Linked DNA regions of Homo sapiens: region 2 is linked to region 1. A link is an interaction called in ENCODE POLR2A ChIA-PET data of the cell type or tissue named here. Cell type or tissue: GM12878. All regions are shown on one strand.

Region 1 (2,500 bases):
TAATGTGCAGTCGAGGTGAATGACCTTCATTCAACCTAGAATCTTCCCATCATGTAGGGAAGGTCATCAAGCAACAGGCAAATGCCTGGATCTCTGGTTTCCATGTGAGCTGTCACTCACTGAGCCCCTTTTGTCAGAGGCATGCCACCCTTAGAGCGACCTGAGTCCATACAGTGTAGCAGATAGCTGTGCCACAGTCCAGGGGAGACCTCAGTGGTCACGTAGCACAGGGCACCTGGTTGTGGGGAGGCAGTGGCCCTGATGAGTCTCAGCTGTAACTGTGCTGCTGTGCTCAGGGTCTGGGAGGGTGCACAGGAACAGCACTTGTGTTCTTGTGTGTCAGCATGTGTGTCATCGACAAGTTAGTTCATGCTTTTTACCAAACCTGTAGTGAGTGTTCAAGGCGAGGGTGATCTCATGGACCCTGCGGCTATGGGATGCTTTAAGGGCAGCCCAAGACCTGTGGGTCTGAGTTTGCTTATGATGTATTTCAGTTTGCCAAGAGTCTAGCCCAGTTCATCAGTGACCAAAATATCAAGGATCTGAAGGTCTGGACAAGCCAGATGAAGAGGACAATCCAGACGGCTGAGGCACTGGGTGTGCCCTATGAACAGTGGAAGGTCCTCAACGAGATCGATGCGGTAGTTACCGTCCCTCCCTCCCTGTCTACCTCCCAGATACCGCAGGGCTGCTGCATCATATTGTAACAACAGTGACCATTGCTCCCCTTGGGCAAAGGAGAGGAGAGAGAAAGGATACAGGAACCTAGGGGCTGGGAGCAGAGAGGAAAAGGCAGCCTAACAGGATGGGACCTTGGGTGAGCCCTAGACCATTCTCAGGAGTGAGCCTGGGAGTTGACACCTCAACCTCACTCTCCTCCCTCCCTGTGGCCTCCTGCTAGGGTTCCTCATGGTCTAGCTCAACAAGAAATCAGCGGCCACGGGAGCTTGGTAGCTGCAGTCAGCCATAGCCAACCTCCCAGGGATCTGGAGACACAAATGAGGTGAACCAGCACGGCCTTTGTCTCTTTAAAGATGCTGTTCTCGCCAGGTGCGGTGGCTCACCCTTGTAATCCCAGCACTTTGGGAGGCTGAGGCGGGCGGATCACCTCAAGTCAGGAGTTTGAGTCCAGCCTGGCCAACATGGTGAAACCCCATCTCTACTGAAAATACAAAAATTAGCCAGGCATGGTGGTGGGTACCTGTAATCCCACGTACTCGGGAGGCTGAGGCAGGAGAATTGCTTGAACCCAGGAGACAGAGGTTGCAGTGGGCTGAGATTGTGCCACTGCACTCCAGCCTGGGCAACAGAGTGATGTTCTGTCTCAAAAAAAAAAAAATGCTCTTCTGCTGACTTCTGGGTTGCATTGTTTCTAAGAGAAGTCTGTTGTCATTCTCATCTTTGCTCTTCTGGATATAATGTTACCTCCTTTTTCTCTGACTGCCTTTAATATTTTCTTTTCTTCTTTTTTTTTTTTTTTTCAAGACAAGATCTTACTCTGTCACCCAAGCTGGAGTGCTGTGGTGCAATCATAGCTCACTGTAGCCTCAACTTCCTGGGCTCAAGCCATCCTCCCATCTCAACCTCCTGACTAGCTGGGACTACAGGCACTTGCCACCATGCCAGGCTAATCTTTTCTAATTTTTGTAGAGACGGAGTCTCATGATGTTGCCTAGGCTGGAATATTTTCTCTTTATTGCTGATTTTTAGCAATTTGATTATGATGTATCTCAGTATGGTTTTCTTTATGTTTATCATCCTTGGGGTTTATTGAGATTCTCGGATTTCTGGGTTTCTAAATATAAAATGTGAAGAATTGTTGGCCATCATTTCTTCAAAGGTATTTTCTGCCACCCCTTCTCCCATCCTGGACTCCCACTCTGTGTGTGTTAGACTGTTTGGTATCATCCCACAGGTCACTGAACTTCTGGTTTTTTAATTTCTTCTGTTCATTTCTTCTCTGTCTTTTTTTCCTTCCGAGCTTTAATTTAGATAGTTTCTACTGCTATGTCTTCAAATTCACTTATCTTTACTTCTGCATTTTTATTAAACCCATCCAGTGAACTTTTCATATCAGATGTGGTGTTTTGAAGCTCCAGGAATTTCATTTTGTTCCTTTTTTGAATCTTCCATTATTTCTTCATTATGCTTGGCTCTGCAGTCCAGGAAGTGCCTCTGGGCAGTAAGCTGCTGCCTCCTCCCCTCAGCTTGCTTCCCTTCTCTCAAGGATCACAGTCCTGCCTAGTCTCGTGTCTAAAAACAGTTGTTTGATTTGTCCCTTTATTTATTTATTTTTTTGAGACGGAGGTTTGCTCCTGTTGTCCAGGCTGGAGTGCAATGGCACGATCTCGGCTCACTGCCACCTTCGTCTCCCGGGTTCAAGCGATTCTTGTGCCTCAGCCTCCAGAGTAGCTGGGATTATAGGCACCCGCCACCACACCAACTAATTTTTGTATTTTTAGTAGAGACAGGGTTTCACCACGTTGGCCAGGCTGGTCTT
Region 2 (2,500 bases), 570 kb after region 1:
TTCTTGGCTTTGCCAGGAAAGAATTTAAGGGTGAGCCAGTAGTGAGAGAAAGAAACTTTTATTGAACCAGTGCTGCTTCTTGCTGAGCAGGGCTAACCCATAGGCAGTGTGCCCAGAATCGGTGTCTGTGAGCTGCTAGCTAGCTGTTTATATCTGTTATTAATTACATGCTAATTAAGAGGCAGGTTATTTAGAACTTTCTGGAAAAGGGGCTGGAAGTTTCTGGGAATCAGATAAGGTAACTTCTAGGCTGTTGCCATGGCATTTGTAAACTGCCATGGCACTGGTAGGAGTGTCTTTATGCTAATAAACCCTGAGGGCAACTCGAGGTTACTTTTGTCAGCATCTGCTGGTTTCAGCCAGATCTTGTTCCAATCAGCAGGGTGCGACAGGAAATTAAGTCCTGCTGGTCTTCTACCTCAAAGGTAGTTAAGCAGGAAGCTGTACTTGGGGGTGCTGCGGCATCACCAGCAAGCCTGTTTGAGGCACTGGTGGAACTTGCCTGGGAAGATGTCCATGAGAATGCCCACTAAAGCTTGTTGGGATGAGCACCATGGGGTGTTCTGCACACCAGCAGAGCACCATGGAAGTAAGAAGATGCAAAAGCACACTAGAACCAGGAAGAGAAACCCTTTCCTTCCATGCCCTCTACTAAGCTTAGTGTCATCATGCCCGCTCTCTAGGAAGAAATGTTTACATTATTACAGGCAGGGCAATGAAAGGTAGATTTGGAATTGAGAGGCAATATATTGATTACTTGCATAGCCTATTATTTTGGCTACTTAGCTTCCATATGCACTTTACACACATTTGAGCTCCCATATAACAATGAAACTCTTATGTTTCTACCTAACAAGATACAGCTATGTCAGAGGGTGAAACTCTCACCCTTGTTCTAAAATGAGGAATGAGGACATGCTCAGCCCCATAGTCATTGTATCCATTGCTGGCTATATTTTTGTTTGTTTGTTTGTTTTAATAGAATCAGGGTTTTGCTGTGTTGCCCAGGCTAGTCTCAAACTCCTGAGCTCAAGCAATCCTCCGGCCTCAGCCTCCCAATGTCCTGGGATTATAGGTGTGAGCCACTGTGCTTGGCCTGCTGGCTGTTTATCAGTCCTCAAATAGAAGTTCCAGCTTCAGAGGGCCAAGGTCATGTGATGGGAGCCAGGGGCTTGGAGTTCTGAGGGAAGAGGAGTGAAGTATTGGGGGATGTGGCAGTATCACTGACAGTGAGGTTTTTTGGAGGCTTTTTTGGTCTGATTTGTGAGATTGATATTGTCCTTAATGATAAGGAAACAAAGAAAATGGCAGAAGTGAAAACTGAAAATGGCGAAGTAGAAAAACACCATCTCCTCTATGATGGAGAATCTGTTTCAGGAAAGGTGAAAGAGTCTAGAAAGAGCTAGAGCACCACAACATTAGAATTGAATTTGTACGTCAAATTGAACTTTTCTATGATAAGAGTAATATTCAAGAGTTTGTAAACCTAGTGAAAGAACTAGCCTTACCTGGAGAGCTGACTCAGAAGTTGTCATTTGGAATTTATACATGTTGAAAAGTCATGAGAATCTTACATTGGTGCTAATGTCCTCTTGATGTATTGAAGTGTTAGTAGTAAGAAGACTGACAGACTTGGTAAAAAGAATGTGATCTTACTGTTCACCAACTTGCCAGCTATCCTGATGGAAGTGGGCATTGAAGATTGTCTACATATAGAATTTGAATATAATGAAGTATCATTTAAAGGATGTGACTGTTACAAAAATTTACCTCTTATAAGTAAGAATAAAAACACAACATATGGGGTTACAACTGATCAATAAGACTGTTGTTAGCAGGATATGACCTAACTCCAACAATGAAAGTTATGAACAAAAAAGTTTCAGTAAGGTACTTTTTGAATTTAGCGCCTGTTGATGAGGAAGACAGAGGGTACTTTAGGCAGCAGATCATTTAATGGAGAAAAGCTCCTGAAAAACTGAGGAAACAGAATAAACTTTTACCAGTGATTTGAACCTCCAGAATCACAAGCATCTGCTGAATAGCCTGAAATATACTGAATAAGATGAAAAAAGAAAAACAAAACTATAATCATTAAGTTAAACAGGTTAAAGATGGCTGCAGCATGTGGAGGGGCAAAATGGGCATAACTCTGCCCGGGCATGGTGGCTCACACCTGTAATCCCAGCACTTTGGGAGGCGAGGCAGGCGGATCACTTGAGATCCCAAGTTCAAGACCAGCCCGGCCAACATGATGAAACCCTGTCTCTACTAAAAATACAAAAAGTTAGCTGGGCATGGTGGTGAGTGCCTGTAATCCCAGTTACTTGGGAGGCTGAGGCAGGAGAATTGCTTGAACCCAGGAGGCAGAGGTTTCATTGAACCAAGATTGCACCACTGCACTCCAGCCTGGGCAACAGAACAAGACTTCATCTCAAAAAAAAATAAAAATGGCCAAAACTCCATTTATATTCATCTTCCTTTATCTTACAGCGCTACA

The links. Peaks named below come from ENCODE experiments on the same cell type or tissue, not always from the same donor. Only the 100,000 strongest peaks of a DNase experiment are listed, where the experiment ranks them.
Region 2: POLR2A ChIA-PET joins it to region 1 with 5 read pairs; 2 of 35 experiments call an interaction of 5 or more read pairs at or near these places.

The regions. Positions count from the first base shown.
Region 1 is chr3:48,533,653-48,536,152 of GRCh38, reverse strand. It overlaps PFKFB4 (6-phosphofructo-2-kinase/fructose-2,6-biphosphatase 4), which reads left to right. Exons shown (of 14, transcript NM_004567.4): 9 at 495-641. Among named protein-coding and RNA genes, the nearest start is that of MIR6823, 15 kb to the left of the region's middle. In GM12878, no CTCF peak of the experiment used is centred here; no DNase peak of the experiment used is centred here.
Region 2 is chr3:47,959,817-47,962,316 of GRCh38, reverse strand. All of the region lies in intron 3 of MAP4 (microtubule associated protein 4), which reads left to right. It also overlaps the pseudogene VPS26BP1. Among named protein-coding and RNA genes, the nearest start is that of MAP4, 55 kb to the left of the region's middle. RefSeq lists a silencer at 263-372. In GM12878, no CTCF peak of the experiment used is centred here; no DNase peak of the experiment used is centred here; H3K27ac peaks cover 828 bases.